2 separate regions of the Homo sapiens genome follow, and region 1 is linked to region 2. Evidence: chromatin loops called from intact Hi-C (ENCODE). Cell type or tissue: chondrocyte. All regions are shown on one strand. Each heading gives the region's core, and the rest is flanking DNA. Links, peaks and the distances in the headings are about the cores only. Region 1 holds the start of LOC105371466 (a long non-coding RNA gene). Region 2 overlaps NCSTN (nicastrin).

Evidence for each region. Hi-C counts contacts between places; a loop is a spot of excess contacts. Peaks named below come from ENCODE experiments on the same cell type or tissue, not always from the same donor. Only the 100,000 strongest peaks of a DNase experiment are listed, where the experiment ranks them.
Region 1: a loop joins it to region 2, with 6 times the contacts of the local background. A loop is called at or near these places in 13 of 110 quality-filtered maps.

The regions. Positions count from the first base shown.
Region 1 is chr1:160,402,391-160,412,132 of GRCh38, reverse strand. The region is part of intron 1 of VANGL2 (VANGL planar cell polarity protein 2); the gene reads right to left. It overlaps LOC105371466 (a long non-coding RNA gene), which reads left to right and starts at 3,889. Exons shown (of 4, transcript XR_007066686.1): 1 at 3,889-4,130; 2 at 4,245-4,329; 3 at 5,808-5,961. RefSeq lists a silencer at 1,240-1,534 and an enhancer at 1,957-2,832. In chondrocyte, for the core only: no CTCF peak of the experiment used is centred there; no DNase peak of the experiment used is centred there.
Region 2 is chr1:160,350,263-160,360,004 of GRCh38, reverse strand. It overlaps NCSTN (nicastrin), which reads right to left. Exons shown (of 17, transcript NM_015331.3): 6 at 8,633-8,783; 7 at 8,200-8,309; 8 at 7,799-7,951; 9 at 7,014-7,118; 10 at 6,768-6,845; 11 at 5,715-5,887; 12 at 4,248-4,350; 13 at 4,047-4,142; 14 at 3,658-3,745; 15 at 3,251-3,405; 16 at 2,752-2,964; 17 at 1,056-1,856. The coding sequence ends at 1,734. Among named protein-coding and RNA genes, the nearest start is that of NCSTN, 12 kb to the right of the region's middle. In chondrocyte, for the core only: CTCF peaks have their summits at 5,211 and 5,415 (motif pointing left); no DNase peak of the experiment used is centred there.

The sequences.
Region 1 (9,742 bases), core at 786-8,785, 52 kb before region 2:
TGTAGCCTGGTAAGCTCATTAGTAAAATAGTGAAGACAATGATGCCTTTTCATGGGGTAGCCGTAAGGATCACGAGGGTGAAAGAAGTGCTTTTATAAATGGTTCAGCTAGTAATTAGTTAAGCAATTAACAAGTTTTAGCTCCAGGATCACTCATACTCCAATCCTCAGACACTTCCTCTGAGACTAGGGAAAGAGGTGGTATAAATAAACCCTGCTGTTAGTACAACTAAATAAAGAAGTCTCACACATACACACACACACACACACCAACCAGAACCACCACTTCAAACACACCCAGAAGGTAAACTGATGCCATTTCATTTCCCCTACAGATAAATTTCAAACCAGACAAGGGTACCAGTCCCCTTTTGTTCTGAGCTGCCCAGCCTAGTGCCCCCTATCTTCCTCCCCTGCTACTTACTAAAGACTCAACATGAATCCTGCTCCCCTGGCCTGCCAACCCAAGTCAGAGTGCCCAAAAAGCACCAAAACACGCTTGTCTCCTCCCTACCAAACACAGGTGCCAAAAATGAACCCGACTTCTGAGACCCTTGCCTGCTGTGTCTTCAAGTACACCAGGGAACTAATCCAAGCACTGCTGCTGGGGGGCCTGGGAGGAGGGAGGAGAGGGGAGTAAAGAGAAGGGCAGAAGTTCCCCTTATTTAATCAGTCTCAGGGATCAGGGGTTTGGAGGGTCCCCTGGGTGGGCAGCGTTCCCAGGGAAGAGATGGGGGGAGGGGATGGCTGGATGAGATCAACAAGTGGAAACGTCAAGAGGGATGACGAGACAGGGAGGGAAGTCCGGACTTGGTGCAGGACAGGGAGCTGCCCTAGTCTGGGGAAGGGGGAGGCTATAGAAAAGGAATGTGCCCCACTGCCTTTCACCTTGCCCCCCACTTCCCAAGACACAAACACACACACTCAGTCCCCTGCTCAAACCAACCATGGATTATCTGGGGTTAAAATGAGGCCAGGGAGGAGAGAGGGAGAGAAGAGAGAGCCTGTTACAAAAAGGAGACCCTTCTCCCCTCCAAAGGCCTTTCAGAAATAAAATTAATGGAATGTGTCTCAGTATCATCCCAAGGGGATTGGGGGGGAGCTTGGCAGGGGGGAATGTGGGGGCTTTTGTCCCTGCTGCCCAGCTTCTCCCACATTGATCACCATGGCAACAAAAGCCCCCTGTTGCCTAGGTGATGGCAGCCGGGTCCTGGAACCCATACCCAGCATCCAAAGGGAGGGAGGTTATGGAGGTGGGGGCAATAGGGACAGAGGAGGAGAGAATGGGGTTTCTCCTCTGGCGGCCCCAGCTTTTGTCTGAGCTCTGGGATCAGGTTTCTTCAGGAAACAATTGGAGGCCTCTGGAAAAAATACACTCAGAACCTGGCAACAGGCAGAGGGAGCAGGGCCCTAGAGTAGTGCGTGCGTGCGTGCGTGTGTGTGTGTGTGTGTGTGTGTATAAGGGGGGTGGGTGTTGGCCAAAACACAGACCAGGGCGGACCAACCCTTTCCCATTTCCCACTCAAAGGAGGCGGCTCAAGTGGGCAAGGCGTTGAACACAAACGCCAGCACCCCCATGTGTGGCGCGTGCTGGGGGCCGATGACCAGACGCAGGCAGCTCCAGACGCCACCTCCTGCCACTGCTCTAGCCCGGGCCCACCCCGCAGCCCAGTCCCGGCTACTTTAGGCCTGGGGTGAGGTAATGAGACAGAGCATAGATGCAGACGGGGCTGGGAGAAAGAGCTGTGGAAACCAGGGTGAGTAGGCCACGGAAGAAAAGGGGGGCAGGGACAGAGCAAAACATGTACCTAAAAAGGGCACCTAGTGTTCCTCATCTCCACCGAGGACAGGGCTGGAAGCAGCTGAGAAGGGTGCTTGGGTTTGATTTTTAAAAGACTTCCAGCCAGACGGGAAGACGATGGGAAAGAGGACAAGAAGCCTCAAGTTCTCCTCAGACAGGGGCAGAGATCTCTGATAGGACCATTTTTCTCTCCGTAGTCAGGGACTAGGGAAGGGTGGTTCTGCCTGAACACAGGGAAATGGGTGTGATTACTGCTTCAGAACCTGCCTGAAGAGTCGTCTGTGGGCCCCTGCCCACTAAAGGTCTCCGATTCCTACTCAGGAGCCTGGGTCTTCCTGCATATGCCTTGCACCCCTTTCCCACTGCAGCCCGTGGGCAGGGGTATGCATGTGGGCACCCCCTAGCTGCCTGGCTCCCTAATCATCACCATCCATAGTGCCAAGGTCCAAGGATATCAATATAAGTTCCACTCAAAGTGCTGGAAGCCCACCTTCAGCCATGGAGGTGGCAAGAACTAAGCCCAGGGTCCAACCTCCCAGCCCAGGATCCCAGGAGCTAGCTCTCCGTGCTAGCTCAGAGTACAGTCAGAGTACCTCACCAAGGCCTAAGGCCAGTGCAAGGCAGAGCAGAGACTCGAGACACAGCTGTCGCACTTCAGAGCCTTGCTTGGTTTTCCTCCTTGTCACACACCTCCCCTGAGTTTCACAGATGTGCTCAACCCAGGCAGCGCTGTCAGGCCCTGGTGGGGGGCTGAAGTTGATGGGTGTGGGTTGAAAATGCAGACATCCAACACAGCTTCCACAGACGGAAGGAAGGTACCTGAACCTCTGACTATGCCCATATCATTCCCCTGACACCCCTTCCCCTTTCCCTTTCCCTTTCCCTTTTCCCTTCAGGAGGACACAGCTGGCTGAACCACCCTCTTCTCAGCAGTTCCCAGCACCAAGCTGAAAGGGGCCTTAGAGGGACAACCTCAAATTTTACAAATAAAAAAGTGGGACCCAGAGAGAGAAGGTGACTAGCCCATGGCCACTACTTCTACGGCAGCCCATTTCTGGCCTCCTCTAATTGTTGGAAAATCGTAGTAACACTGACTTTGAGGAGTGCTCCTCTTGGAGTGAGACCAGGTTTCTCCATGAGACTGCTCTGGACACTGGTTCCTTGAGTAGCCACAACTGCAAGAGGGCCACGACAGGAGAGGATTTGCTGACTCCGTCCTGCCCCCTCTTCTCACCAGGGACAAAGAGACAGAGACTAGACAGGCCTCAGCTAAGACAGCCAGAACCAAAGAGCCTCTATCCCCAAAAGGGGTGGTTCCTGCACCCATCCATCTACCACAACTAAGAACCTTGATGTTCCTTCATCCCCATCCAGCCTTGGGCTATGGGCAAGCCACCCATCCAGAGAGGCTGGGCTTTTGCTATCACCGAAAAGACTAAGGTACAGAGTGGGCAAGGACCAGCTCCAGCCCTGGACCAAAAATAGGATGAAGATTTTGCCCTGACCCTCATTCCTAAACCCTGAAAAAGGCTGTCCTTGGGTGACAGTGCTGCCCAGGAGGCCAGAGAGAACAGCTGTATCTTGGTGGGCTGAGGGGTGGGAAGGGCAGAGCAGGGAGCCCAGGAGCTGGCACCAGGTGCCCCACCCCCGCCCTGTTAACCAGGCATTCTCCCAGGACAGCCCCAGAGATGAGCTCACCATCCTCATAGCCCCAGGGTGGGGGCAGGATCCTTCTCCTCACTGGGCTGAGTGGCAGAGGAGGGGTGGGATCCTGGCCATGCTTGTGTCATCCAGGCATCTAGGCTTCCAGAGCAGCTTCTCACCAGCAGACCCCAGTGCAGGGTGCACCGCAGGGGAAGGGCCCACAGACTGGGCTCCTGGCCAGGATACCTGAGCTTGCATTCTACCTCAAAAGCAGTTGGGGAAGCCAGAGCCAAGCCCCTCTCCACCTACGTCCTGAATTTCCCTCAGTCTAAGGCTGGGGGTGAGGCCGAGGACCTCTAAATCCGCAAACACACCAAAATACCCACCCATACGCATACACACCCACACTCTGTTCCCCCTCTGAAACCTGGAATCACTCCTGCCTGCCCCACCCAGCTCCACCCACCCTGGCTAGGCAGGTTCTGTAGAGACCTGCTCCGCTGTCTCTCTGGCACCCCCACCCCCATCCCAGCTCCCAGAAGGTACCTGCCCCCCAACACAGCACACAAAAGCAGACACGTGTGCACATTCATGTCCCATAGCACCCCATTCCCTAGCCTTCCCCAGACCCATTCCTAGTCCGTCTTGAAGAGAACACTGGGGGTGGAAAGGCTGCAGGAGAAAAGGTGAGTAATGCCCCTGGCATCTGTCCCAGGTGGGGGCCGGCGGGAAGACGGGACACTAAGCTGGTGGGAAGGCAACCAGGGCTTCTGGATTCTCCATTTAATTTTTACCAACAGGCAGGCCCCACAATTTCCACCACCAGGCTTTGAGCTGCTTCCTCCCTTGGCCTAGGCAGAGAACTGGCCCGTACCTGCCCACCAGGTGAGCTGTGGAAGAACCAAGAAGGAAAGCAGGCAGCTTGAGGTGTCTTCAGGGAGAGGGTGGACAATGGGAGGTGGGTGAGTTGTGCTGACCCGTAAGTCAGTGAGTGTCCTGTACACTCCAAAAACAAATGCCCCCCTCTTCCTAGCCTGCTGCTCGAGGTAGGCCCCAACTGTCCCTGGCCCCAAAAGACCTTCAAAGCCTGCTCACCCAGCCCCTGCCCTGGGGTGCAAAGATGTGAAAAGCAGCTAGTTGGGAAGGGGAAGTTAGCCAACCTCGGGCTTGCTGTGGATGGGGAGAGTTGAGCTGTGAGGATGGAGTGTGAGGGAAGAACATATGGGGGCACTGTCAGCAAAGGCTGGATTGTAGGAAAGTGGTAGAGTGGGCCTCAGGGTGTGAGATGCAGTGTGACTGGGGATGAGGGTGGCAGGGCTGGGTATCCCCATCCTGAGAACCTCCTGTTGCCTCAGCCCAATGCCTTGGATCTGGCAACTTGGCCAGTTCTTATCTAGAAAACCAGATCCAGCTGAAAGGCCCAAGTACCAGCCGGCCTCCACCATCGCGACCACCCCCCTACCTGAGATTCTCACTCTTTGCTGAAAATTCTCAACTCTCCCATCCCTTATATCTGCCACCTCCATTCCTGAAGTAAAGCAGGTGTCAAAATGCATGTTTTTGTTCACAGTCTGTTGTTTTTTAAGTGACTGCATTCACACTTCGGGCTCAGCACCTGTTCCTATCTAAACCCTACTTACCCTAAAAAACCAGACCCCCTGGGCCGGGCGTGGTGGCTCACGCCTGTGATCCCAGCACTTAGGGAGGCCGAGGCAGGTAGATCACCTGAGGTCAGGAGTTCCAGACCAGCCTGACCAACATGGTGAAACCCCGCCTCTCCAAAAAATGCAAAATTAGCCAGGCATGGTGGTGCATGCCTGTAATCCCAGCTATTCGGGAGGCTGAGGCAGGAGAATCACTCGAACCAGGGAGGCAGAGGTTGTAGTGAGCCAAGATCGCGCCATTGCACTCCAGCCTAGTCAACGAGCGAAACGGTTTCAAAAAAAAAAAAACCAGAACCCCCTCCCTAGACCCACAAACAAACACACCCTCTCTCTCTGACCAGGCTGAGGGAGCCAAGAACACTCTGGTGAAAACAGGAGTCTGAAGGACATTGTTAGGGGCTGTGAGAAAACCCTACAGACAATAAGGACCAGGCTCCTCCCATTCACAAACAAGACCCCACGGGCCATGGTGGCCGGAGCCTACAGTCACTCCTTTACCCCAACCCCCATCCAAAATCATGGCCCAGCAAGGAGAAAGAGACCCACCCCAGGAGAGGTTTCTGCCCAGATGCTGGCCCCGCCCCAGGCTTATGACACCAAGGTGCTCCTCCTGGAGATGAGATCGTTCTCTGACTCCCACCCTCAAGGGTAGGCTTCTCTACTCCTCAGGCTGACACTGGACTCATGTTTGCTTTTCAGAAAACAGGGGAATTACTCAAGTGCAAGATTAAAGGCAATAATGAGCAATCAGACCGAACTGGAATGACAGTAGGGGAAGGTGAAGAGACTTTGGGAAAAGGAAGAGCACTGAAGTCAGACCTGGCACAGCCTTTTACGAGCTATGTAATCTCAGGTGAGTCGCTCCCCTTTTCCAAACTTCAGTTTCCTTATCTATAAAATGGCAATAATAGTGCCTACTTCAGAAGGTTAAGAGTTTTCAGCAAAATAATGTATGCAGAATATTACAGATTCTGGCACACAATAGATGCTTAAAAAAATGTTAGTTCCCACCTTTTCTCCTTTAGTGGGTCCACAGCGAATCCCCTCCACTTCCTGCTCCCATAACCTCACTGTAAGGAGAAACACCCCAAAATAAGATGGAACCACCTCTAGGTGCAGGGTTGTCCCTGTTCTAAATTAGACCACATCCAGGTACTGCCTGAGAGAGCAACCAACATGCCTCTTCCTCCTCTCTGCTTCTTTCTTCAGAGGCCCTTGGATCCCCCACCTTTCCTCCTCTCCTTCCTCCTTCCTCACTTACAGTAAAGCAGACCTGGGTTCCAATCACCTCCCACTCTCCTCTAGGCTCTAAGCCCAGCTGTGTGTGGAGCGGCAGGGGAAGGAGGCCCCAAGCCTCCCACCCTACCCAGCCCCCAGCTTCATCCCACTCTCCCCTCTCCCTGCCCCACCCTGATTACCAGGATATCCTCAGGTCTGCTGATTCCAAGCCTGCTTCTCTCAAACCAGTTCCCAGCTGTTATGTCTATAATTACCAATCTTGCCAGGGGCATCCGACAAAGCACAGCAAAACCTCATTTCCAAAGGGCCCCACCATAAAGGGCCTCTGCCTCCTACTCTGTACCAAGCAGGGTAGAGACAAGGAATGCAAACATTCTCCCTGGCCCACCACAGTTCTATCCAGACTACAACAGAGAAGGTGAGAGAGGGCTGCCCAAGCCACATCACCAAGAGACAGGATAAAGAAGGGGAGGGCCGCCGTAGGGTAGAATGTGAGTAGGACTTAGTCCCAGGCCTTTCCTTCACCTCTGCTGCCAAAATCTCATCATGCACAGGGTTACCCACCTGTGGAAGGTAAAAGGGAAAATTTCAGGTCAATTCAGAGAGAGGGGAAGCTGATGTCAAGTGAACAGGGAGATGGCTCCCCACAAGGATGAGGGTTGATGCATACAGGAGTGAGCTGCCCAGGAAAGAGGAGGAAAGAGCAAGTTTTAAAAGTCCCATCCCCAGCCCAGACCCTGAGAAGAGGCAATAATACCCTAGCCTCTCTTCTCCCCTAATACCTCCAACTCTACCAAGCCCATAGCACAAGCAGGAAAGGGATGATTAACTTTGTTTTATAGACAGAGAAACTGAGGCCAAATCCCCACTTCATACTGCAAGGTACAGGACTACCAAATACCCTGTGTGCCTTCTTGCTCACGCTCAGCCTCCACCAGGAGTGCCATCCTAAGACCCTTCCTGTTGGCCTAACTCATCCTTTAACCAGGTAAAGTCTGTCCACACAAGGGAATAATATTCAGCTATAAAAGGGAATGAAGTACTAATACATGCTACATGCTACCGTGTGGATTAACCTGGAAAACATTATGTTAAGCGAAGGAAGCCAGATTCAAAAGGTCATGCATTCTATCATTCCATTTGTATGAAATATCCAGAATAGGTACATCCATAGAGACAGGATGCAAATTGGTGGTTGCCAGGGGCTGGGGTAAGGGGAAATGGCGACAATTGTGTAATGGGTATGGGTTTTGTTTCGGGATGGTGCAAATGTTTGGGGACTAGACAGAGGTGGTTGTTGCACAGCACTGTGAATGTACTAAATGCCACTGTTCACTTTAAAATGGTTTATTTCCTATTATGTGAATTTCACCTTAATTTTTTTAAAATCCAGCTAACAGGGCATCTCCTGCAGGAACCTTCCCTGGCACCTCACCCCAGGGCCAAGCACTCTTCCTCTATGCTCCAGTGGCCTCCTGAACACACCTCCACACAGCACTCACTGGGCTGCAGTGAATCAACATGTTTTCACATGTCTCCCCTGGGAAAACATCTTATTTGCCCCTCCATCCCCTGTGCTTCACACTGTGCCTGGCAGATAGGAGAGAGTGCCTAATGTGGTCGGCCAAAGGAAGATCAGAACCAAAGCCTAGTTCTCCTATCCCGACTCCGACCTCTCTCCCTTAATGATGATTATCCCTCAGAATCCGAACCATCCAGCTAACATTTACTATGTGCCAGGAACTGTGCAACGTGCTTTCTCTATTATTTCATTTAATCCTCATAACCCCAAGAAGTAGGGCCTATTATTAATTCCATTTTACAGGTGAGGCTTCAAAAAGTTACCAGTTTTGTCTGATGTCACGGAATTAGACAGTGGCAAAGCCAGAATTTAAAAGCAAACCAGGGAAGAAAGCCACTTGGTGGGGGACCAGGGATTCCTTGTGGAAGGGCTCAGTCTAGGCTTGGAGGATGTGCCTTAAGACACCTAAGAGGCTGGGGAATGGGGTTTATTACTTGCCCAGATCACACCACTGTTAAGTACTAATTCCAACCAACTCTGACTCCTTTCTCTGGCCTCACAATGTGATGAACACTTGAGGGAAGGAGAAGACTGGAGTTCCCTAAAACTCAGAGGGGATCAGATCTCTTCCTTTTCCCTGCCAAAGCTTCTGTTAGTCAAGTTCCCTCCCCATTAACTGGAAGGACCTGGAAACCAGATGAGCAGATAAAAAACTGTCCTGCTCTAGGGCCAGGGAAGGGGGGATATTTCCTCAGATCTAAAAGGATCAGGAGGAGAGGCAAACACACCAGAGAGGCCTGCCCCGGAAGAATTAGAGGAAATAGAAGTCAGGAGCAAGACAATGGGTGAGGAGGGGCCAACGTGGCCACTGACTCCCAATCTGGAAGTACTTTCAGAAATGGCATTTCCTATTATCTGACCACAATTCCTCCTCTTTGGAAGAGAGCCCCCACCAGCATAATATATCATGCATGTGATCAGCGTATACAGAGCAAACAAGGGACCCCAGAGGGCCAGGGCACACCATCTTAGATGCAAGTGCCTTACTAGCCCTGGGAGCCCTAACTATCAGACAGGTGTTGGGTTTGGGGGAATGATCCATTAAAAAAAAAAAAAGGTCTTTTAAAGGTCTTTTCCTACTCTGCCCCGTTCCCCGTTCCTCGTTCAAACATTTTCTAACCCCTACTACTCTTATCTCCAGGCCTTAGGGAGGGTAGGGAGCCCTGAGGACTAAAGAGGGAACATTCCAATTGCACATGCCCATTAGAGACTCTAACATTCCAATTGCAATTGCCCAGAGACCATAATGGGTATGTACAATCTCACCTCAGCTCTTAAAACTGGGTGCCTCAACCCAGCCACTGGCAGCAAAAAGAGTGTGCAATGGGGGAAGGCTAGTATCCTAAAGAAGGAGGTGAGCAACCCCTTTCCTATACCCCAAAAGAGAAAGGATGAGAGAGGACAGGGAGAGAAGGGAGCTGTGGCTTCTTGGTGGAAAGAGACATTCACTTCCTGGATAGTCACTGACTTCCCACCACACTATCATGATGATGAGTATAGCAGTATAGCCTGCAATGGGTACCTGGCCCTTTCCCGACACACAGACACTCAGCCCTGGCCCCACACCCACAGCTCCATCTCAATCATGCTTGACACCAGGGAAAAGGGAAACTTTTTGGTCTGATAAACCACACAGACTCACTTGCAAAAGCTGCTGAAGAAACACCCTATGCCACCTTCTCAACCCCATGGGCAGGGAACCCAAGCTGTTCCCCACCAGGTCTCAACCCTCCAGACATGCTTCCTCCTCTTGTTTCCATCCCACACCAAAATCTCAAGACTCCTCAGGAACTTTAGGATCTTAGAGTCAGGG
Region 2 (9,742 bases), core at 570-8,569:
GCTGCTATACTCCAGAATTTTGCCTCCGTGAAGACCCAGGGAATTTGAGGATCTCTACAGAGGTGATGTTCTTTTTCTAAAACAGTCCAAACTTGTTTTGGCCTACAAAAGGCCCACCATTAACAGAAACCCAAACTCCTTAGCAGCATGCCAGCCAAGAACTTCGGGATTTAGCCCAACCTCGCCTCCTGCTGATGCTTATGGCTCAGACACACTGAACTTACCATCTCCCAAACATGACTCACTCCTTTTCTTGACTCTGTGCTTCCACAACTGGTGAACGCTTTAAATCATCACTTGAATGTCACCCCTGACATGGTCCTGAGTTTCACTATGTGCTACCAGAGCACTTGGGATATGCTGCAATTATTCCTTTTATTACACTGGATTACATGTAGTTGTGAGAATGTCTGTCTCTCTTCTCATCCCAGCTGAGCTACTCGAGGGTTAGGGTTATATTCTCTTCATCTCTGTACCCCAGCCAGTGTCTCAGAGTGAATAAAGAAATGCCTGTTCATGGCCGGGCGCGGTGGCTCACGCCTGTAATCCCAGCACTTTGGGAGGTCGAGGTGGGTGGATCACAAGGTCAGGAGGTCACGACCATCCTGGCTAACATGGTGAAACTCCGTCTCTACTAAAAATACAAAAAAAATTAGCTGGGCGTGGTGGTGGGTGCCTGTAGTCCCAGCTACTTGGGAAGCTGAGGCAAGAGAATGGCGTGAACCCGGGAGGTGGAGCTTGCAGTGAGCCGAGATCGCGCCACTGCACTCCAGCCTGGGTGACAGAGCAAGACTCCATCTCAAAAAAAAAAAAAAAAAAAAAAAAAAAAAAAAATGCCCGTTCATTACAAAGTGAGAAGAAACTATGTTAACATTGTTCTTACAAGAGGAGAACCAGGGCTCTGCAATTTGAAAGGACTTCAACTGTTTTTGACAGAGCCTTACTCCTTGGGTCCTCTGGAGCCCAAGATGATAGCATAAAAGATAACTTCATGACTTCCAGTCTAGGCTCGCTGAACAAGGTGGCCTGGGAAGAATAACTAGCAGTACAAGTCGTGTGGGATAATCTATTTTAATGAAACTCATTATATATATATTTACAAAAAGAATAAAGGAAAAAGACAAAAACAAAAATAGATATTACAGCTTAATAAAAAGTACAACTGAGCACTGTGGGCTGGAGGTGGGATACCCACCCGCAGCACGCCCACCCTAATGTGCCATCTGAGGGCCTGGAGAAAGGACAGTGGGAAGGAGACAGTAGGCTCAGCCCAGAGATGCCCCTGTCCTCAGGGGCTCAATGTAGTTTGACCCTGACATTAAACCTTTTATGTCCTTCCCAGTCAGGAAGGTGGCTGGGTACAGGGGTGGGGGTGAGGAGCAGAGAGAGGTACAGGGCAGGAAGGAAAAAGTAGAAGGGTCCTGAAGGGCAAATTAGGGTGGGTAACTAGGGAGTTAAACAGGAGCAAGAAGCTTCTATTTGTAATCCCAAAATCTGGCATGAGTAGAGAAGGAAGAGGAAATGGGGAAGGGGTGATGGGAAAGGGGAGCGGAGGAAGGGAGGCAATTTATTTATTTCTCCCTGTCTCTTTTGGATAGTTCCACTCTTTTATGTTAATCCCAATCTGAGACAGGCCCAGGGAGGTTCCAGTGACAAATTAGTGGTTGTGTCCCAGTGGGACAGATGCTCTAGGAAGTGAACTGCTGAGCTGGCAAGAAAAGCTGGGGTCCTCCTCAGTATGACACAGCTCCTGGCTCCCGGGGAGCAATGAAAAGGACATCAGCTTTGGCATTGATGCAGTAGGTGACGATGAGGGAGAAGATGAGGATGCCGAAGCCCACTGTCAGGGTGATCAACTGCAGGGGGAGGGAGGGCAGGAAAGGACAAAGGCATTCTCAGAACTCAGTGCAGTTTTTTGGATAACTGTTTGGGGTTTGGAGCCATGGGAATTCGGATGCTGGCTCTAAGCACCAACTATGGAATAATCATGGGCAACATCTCTCCAGCCTACAGACTTTGTCTCCCCATTTGAAAAGAGAAGTAAAGCATCTCTGTTCTTGCTTCCATCTTGTATTACTTAGATTTTAGGCATTTTGAAAGGAGGGCCCATGGCTTTGGTTCCCTTGCGGCACTTACATTACTGACTTGTGACAGGAGCTCGGTACATTAGACTGACTCATCCCAGCTGTGCCAGATGGGGAATGCCAGCCGGGAGTTGAAGCTGTGAAAGAGTTCTGGGATCCACAGGGGCTCTCCAGAATGAACACCTACTCAAACTATCTGTGAAGAAAGGCCTCCTGGCCGGGTGCAGTGGCTCACGCCTATAATCCCAGCACTTTGGGAGGCCAAGAAAGGTGGATCACCTGAGGTCAGGAGTTTAAGACTAGCCTGACCAACATGGTGAAACCCATCTCTACTAAAAATAAAAAAAAATTAGCTGGGTGTGGTGACACATGCCTGTAATCCCAGCTACTCGAAAGGCTGAGGCAGGAGAACTGCTTAAACCCAAGGGACGGAGGTTGCAGTAAGCTGAGATTGTGCCATTGCACTCCAGCTTGAGCAACAAGAATGAAACTCCATCTCAAAAAAAAGGCCTCCTAAGGGAACATGCTGGCTGACCAGGGACAGATTTGCAGTAGGCTTTTGCTACAAATGTGGGGCAAATGGGAGATGGAAAGGGCTATATGACACAAGAAAGCAGAGAAAGAAGTCAAACAGATCCCTGCCACCTATGCCCCTGCCCCATCTCACCTCAAGCTCTTTGCTGGCGATGAGAAATATCCGGGCACGGATATCTTTCCAGCGGCTCTCAGTCCATGTAGAGTATTCAGTAGAGCTCCACTGACTCAGTTCAAAGGCAGGAGACAAGGCCCTGGCTAATCGTGCAGTAGAACGCACACACCGGGGGAGTCGGTCCGTCTCATTAGAATGCAAAGGGCCCTGGACCCATGAGTACTCATACAGCTGCACAGAAGATGCGCCACAACACACGGCTAGGGTGATCCTCTTCTCACTCGTTCCCTCTACCCTCTATCAGTGCCATGCTCTAACCAATTGAGCTAACTGGCTGCTGTCCCTTTACCCTTCAGATGGTCCATTTTCACCCAGGCTTTTCAACACCCAATTGCTGAGGACTGCATCTCTCCACCTCTCCATCCCAATCCCCTGGGTCTAACTAGGTCTAGAAGAACCTCCAACTTTCCCAAGGGAAAGGGGCCCCAGGGCACTTCCAACACCCACCACCACTCACATCCTTGTTTTCACTTGGGACTTTACTTGGATCCTGGCACTGCTCTCGGGTGAGGTTGACCACTGTGCCAGTCAAATTTGCCAAGGCATACTGTACAACATAAGTGGTGTTGGTGGGGCTGGAGACAGCGATGTAATGTTGAAGAGGCCCGTCACCTGAGTGCAGACCAAAGGGAAGGGAAGATTTGGTGGGTGGATGGTGGGTGAAATAGGAAAAGCCCAAGATTGGCAGCAGCCAGAAAGAAGGGCAATGGAAAAGGATCCATCAAATATGAGAAGAAAGAAAGGAAAACAGGGGGTAAGAAAAACAGAGAGGAAAAAGAAAAAAAATAATAAAGGTTAAACCAAAAGACTTTTTCTCTATCCCTTTCCTCAGCTAAGGGTCCCATTCCCACACCAGATGCTTACCCAAGTAGGACCTTAGGTCCTGCCTGAGGATAGACTGGAACCATGAGTTGTTGGCTTTAATCAGGAACCCATAGAGCAGGCGGGTAACCTAGGATTGGAACAGTAAAGAGAGAAAACCCTGTGACTTGAAGGGAGCCCAGGGAAAGAATTATCAGTGGAGACCCAGTCATGGGGCAGGAACCAGACTGGCCAGATAGACTGGAGTTGGGAGACAGTAGCTGGCTCATAAGATGCAGATGAGGCCCACCCAAGAGCTCTCTGGGGCATGAGGCATTCTCACCGGCATCAACAGTCATGTGGAATTCCAAGGTTTGGGACACTAGGGCAAGGGAGGATAGGGACAGCTTGCTGTGTAAATAGAAAGAAGGAGCTAGGGCCCATCTGCTTACCGTTTGGGGATCAGCCTGAACTGTGTCGCTGAAGTTGGTTCCTCCTGCAAGCTCATACAGAGCACGTCCCAGCACCGTGGCCACATCTGCCAGGGCCTGTGGTAGGTGAGGAGGGGGCTGAATGGCCCACCTCTCCTATCCTCAAATGCTAGCATCTTCACTGTGTGCCCCAGGCTCCCACCCAGCCTGGCTCAGTGCTACCTTGGCAGTGTCTGTTACAAAGTTCAGGTCCTCTTCAGGGCTCAGCCATTCGGGATAGCTCACATTAATGTTCTCAGCAGTGTCGTAAATACTCTGGTAATATCTGCCAGGAAAGCCGGCATGAGCCTTGGCTACATTTAGCCAGGGCTCTGCCCCTTTCCTCCCTCAAATGCTCCTTATGCAGGGACTCAGTATCTCATTTTCAGCATCAGAAGAAAGGGGTGAGAGACAATCAGGATCCCATATTGCAGAAGGTGTGGAGAACAGGGAGGTAGGAGTGAGGGTGAGGTGGTTAGTGAAAATTAAAGACTTTCCTGACAGACAAGGTAGAAAAGCTGAATGAGCTCAGATCTTTAAACAAAGGAGAGACTCTTCTACATCATTTGGGCTGGAGATATGGGGGATGGCTAAGATGATTTTCAGAGAACTCTGCCATGTATCATGAGATCAGTTGTATAACTGTTCCAATGAACATTTATATTTAGGGTAGCTGGGAGCAGGAGGTGATTAGCAGGTCTTAGGATCAGGTCTGCTCACTGATATATAAGAATACACTGATAAAATCACCATGATGATCCTTATGGAGCCCCAAGGAGATAGATCTTAAAAGAGAGGCTGAGCTCCACAGTCTTTACCATCAGTAAATCCCTGTCCCACACAAAGTCAAGTCAGCTACATAATCAAATCCAAAATGTGTTCAAATGATGAATCTTCACTTGCCCCAAAGTGGTACAAGGATAGCTTTAGAGAAGACAGCTGACCCTAAGTGCTAGGACGGTCACTCCCCTAAATGAATGAGAAGGTGCTACTTGGCTGGGGTCAGAAATAGAGCTCAAGCATTTTCACTACGAAACTCATTTGGCCCTCGGGAAGCTTGGCAATCCAGCCTGAGTAAGAAGTCCCCTGTTATCCAAGGCCTCAAGTTAGGAGCAGTTAAAGGGTAACCCAGAGTTACCCTTTGTATCTCTGGAGCCCCATCAGCTATAGGAGGCACTTTTACCCTCGCACTGAACCATGGCCATCTACCACATGGCAAGAACATGGTACATTTCACAGAGTATGAATACTGTTTCTGGCACCTCTGGGTGAGTTCCAGAGAAGGACTGCTTTCTGTCTTCTAGCCAAAGGGCCCCCACCATCCTTCCCATGCTTGTGTTTGAGATGATGCCCTCTGCTGGCAACCCTGAGGAACTCAGGACCCTGGAGAGCTAGGGAGCAGTGGAACCATAACCAAGGATTGTTGACAGTAAAGGGCTAAGGGTGAGGATGAGTTTCTAAGATGAATATCCAGTCAAACAAATAAGGGTTTCAGTTCAGATGTGAAAACGCCACTGAGCAAAGAATACAGATGGACCTGAAGTTCTGGAGGGGGTAGTGTGGGAAAGCGGAGGGCAGTGACCTTCCTCCCAGACTGCAGAATAGACTCTCTTCAAGAATGAAGAGGGTGCAGGGCCAAGTGATTCTTACTTGTTATGGAAGGCACCAGAGTGGTCAGCCAGAACAACGCCAGAGATGTTTCGAGCTCGAAGAAATCGCTGCAGGGAAGATGGTGGGAGAGGCTGGGACTGATTTGGCCTCCTGAGGATGACAGCAGGGACACCAGCACCACTCTTCTCCAATGTGGCCAGGAGATCCTCCACCTGGGGGGTACGAGGGAGATTAACTGATGGGAGGCTGGGGGATGGGAAGCAGGAGGTCTCTTTTAGGCCTGAAATGCTCTATACTTCAAGTTCCCTGCTTGGGGAGCTACCCTATCTCTAGTAGACCTTTATCCCTCAAGCCTTTTGGGACCAAGGCTCTCTGAATTTCCTGTAGCTTCCACCATTCTTTTTAGAGTTAGAAAATTGGGGCATAAAGAAGAGACCTTTTTTTTCATATTTATAAGTAAATTCTACTGTCTTCAAGACTCTGCTTTATCCTCAGTGGATGCTTCACTTATTATTTATTGTGCAGAATTGAAGGGAGCAAATAATAATAGAAAACTGCGTGCTGAATGCCAAACAGATAACCAATTCTTTAAATGCTACAGGAGTCCAGAGCAGGGATGATGCTGAAGGCTGGAATTGCAGAAAGAGGACCACCTGGAAAAAAGCAGGCCTAAAGGTGGACCTAGAGGGAAGGGAAGGTTTTGAACAAGCAATGAGGAAAGTGGAGGACAAGTTGGGCAGCGAGTGTGACACAGCCAGGACTTGGGTAGAGCAGCCTTGACAATTGGATCCATGGGGCAGCAAGGCAAGAAGGGAGCTAGTCACTCACCTATCCTTAATGGGCAGTGGTAGTCTGCTAGGCAACAAATGATCAGAGAACTACCCAGTCCAGGGAACCAATGGAATGTCACTGAGTTCCTGATTCTTCCCAGCAGCAACAACAGCTGTGGTGTTCATCCTTTGGCCAACACCCAATCCAATCCTGTCTCTTACCCTGTCTCACAGGCCCTGGGGGTTGGTGGAAACAGGGCAGGGGTTGGGGTCTGGATTCTGAGCTGTAGGAATAGGAAATGAGGGGAGATGCTCAGGTTACCTGGTTCCGTACAGACTCATTTTTCTGAGAAACAGGATCTGTGTGCATCCAAAGCTCTAATGAAGTTCTTAAGGCCACCTGGGGGGAGGATGAAGAAACAACACTTAGAATCAGTCTCCTGTTCTGGGCCATGCCTAGGGGATAGAAGTCAAGGGAAGAGGCGGTGGTTCCTGCAGTTAAGACCGCAGAACAACAAAGGAGGAAGATTTAATTAAAAAGGAAGGGGCTGGGGGACATGCCACATACCTGTCCCAGCTCCACAAATGAGTCAACATTCTCTAACTGCACGGGAAACTTGCCCTTCTCCATATCGTAGACCATCCTCGAGCTGCCAATGTAGTCAAAAGTTTCCTGAGAGATGGAGGTAGGTGGGAGGGGGAACAGAGATTCCAAAGGGTTAGGAGAGCCTCGAAGGCGGCCAGATCATCAAAGCTGTAGGTAAGACGACTATCTCAGGTCACCTCAACTGCTAGTCAGCTTACAGTCATGTGACTTTCGGCTTCTCTTGGCCCCACCTCCCAGCTGTGACTATCCCTCATATGTATTACAAGACTTCTGAAGCCCAGAAATGGGGAAAGTAGCCTTAGTAAAGGTCTAAGATGAACATCAGCTATTATGTGTCTGATTCTTAACGGTCCCCCACCTCCAGTGACTCAGCCACAGATGCTGTTCCCTTATTCTGCTGTGGTCCTAGTGATGAGAGTCAGGAGCCTAACGGCTCCTGGATGGAGATAGCAGTAAAGGAGTCCAGAGAATAAAAGTAAAAGGCCGCCTCCAATATATCTTATCAGTGGGGGAAAGAGGGGGCTGGTTACATACCAATTCAGGGTGTAAAAGCTTCCTAAAAAGAAGGAATCTAAGCTTCCTAAAATGGAGGAATCTAAAGGGGAGACACATGTAGACACATCCAGAAGCTCTGTGCTGGTTAACAACTTAGGTCAAGTGCTGAGGTCTTCTCCAACCAGTAGCCACTCTCATCTTTACTATCCTCTTTCTTCCCTGCCATTGCACCCCAGCCAAAGAGCCCTTACCCCTTGAAAGAAGACAAACATGACATTGCGGGGCAGGGTGGTCACATCAGGTGCCTTTTGCAAAGCTTCAGCAGCAGCCAGCTGGGTGACAAAGGAAGCCACTGCGCTTTCAGCCCCTGGGGCCACATTCCAGAAAAAGGAACGACTATCCAGCTAGGTACAACAGAAGAAAAGTCAGGGGATATATACTTTAAAACTGGCCCCAAACCTCCTTTCTTGCTCCAGTCAAGAGAATATACCTGTCCTGTGGCAATGGAGACAACCCAGGAGTCCCACAGCCCAGATTCCTCCCCATTTGAGGCTTCCCAATTTAGCAACTTTGAAATCTGATATGCTAGAGCGGGGCCTACCAGCTCTTTTTGTGCCAGCCCTGCCCATCCTGATCAGAAGCCAACACTCACCCGGGTGGCAGCAACCACAACCCTGTCGTCAGGCTTTAATGTCCCAGTTGTATTTATAGGCTTTAGCATGCTCCACACATTGTAATCAGACAGGGGGTCACAGACGATTTCTAAGCAGGACACAAACAATGAGAGATCAACAAGGCTAAAGGAGAAGGTAGCTATAAAGGCAACATTGGAAATCTCTGACCAGTGCCCCACGGACTCTAAGTCGTTTTCTCTACTTCCAACAGTCCGAGGTTGGCTTCTCTGCCACTATCCACTTTAGGAACAAGCTGCCTAAATTTTTCAGAATTGTTTCTAGTTCTCCCATGCAGAGCTCCTTCATGGTGTCTACTCCTTCCCTATTACAGTCTCTCTAACATTCCCTGGCCTGGTTCCACTCTCCCTCTGCCCCTTATTCCATTACCCTCATGGTTCGGATCTGCCCTACCTGGGTTGATGCTGAAGGTGCTTTGGATGGAGCTGCGCCGCATGCAGGTGGCAGTGCTGATGACAGCATGCATGTGTGAAAAGAGCTGCATGGCACATAGTGGGAAGGTTGGTGCTGAGCCATTCTGACTCAGGTTGTGATCTTGATAGCACTGAAAGGGGAGATGGACCCCACTGAGACAGCTAGTTTGTGGAGGCCCTCCCTTACATCCCAGAAGGAGGAGGGCCCAGTTCCATCCTTTTGGGATGGAGCCACACCCTTTTCGGAGACATTTATCCCTGAGCTATAGTTATCCTAGAACCACCATAGGATCTATAAGGTCAAAGAAAAAAACTCATCAAGAGTTACAAAGGGTTGCAGACTCAGTGGTTTAGCTGGAGATGAAACTATCCCATTCCAGATGGCCTGGCCCAATTTGAAGCTTCAGCCACTGAAAAGATTCAGTGTGGTCTGATACAAAGAGCACCAAACTAGAGATAGGAAATCAGATATGACACAGCTTGGAGATCAACTCACCATACAACTTTGGACAAATCTCTTAACTACTCTATGAGTCAAAATGGAAATACTAGACCAGAATTAAGGCATATTAGAGCTAAAAAGAAGCTCAGAAATTACCAAATTGAATTTCTCAATCTCTAATCCAATGCTTTTTTTTTTAACGATACTAGTGGTTCTTAACCTGGGCTGTGTACCTTGTTTCATATTACTCTTTCAGATATTCTTTATATTTTCTTCTAGTCTAAAAGGCTTTAATGCTGTAATATCAGGTAGGAGCAAAATGTGGGGAAAGAATGTGAGAAGAACTAACGTCTTGGTTCTTTTTGGAGCAACCGTCTTTCAGCAGGTGTACCAGAAGAATGAGCCACCCTCCAAATAGGAGAGCCTATAAAATAATCCTTTTTTTTTTTTTTTTTTTGTGACACAGGGCCTTGCTCTGTCACCCAGGCTGGAGTGCAATGGTGCCATCTCAGCTCACTGAAACCTCTGCCTCCCGGCCTCAAGTGATCCTCCTGTCTCAGCCTCCCGGGTGGCTGGGACTACGTGCACACACCACCACACCTGGCTAGAAAAATAATCTTCTTTCTAACTGGAATTGCTAGGAGCTGG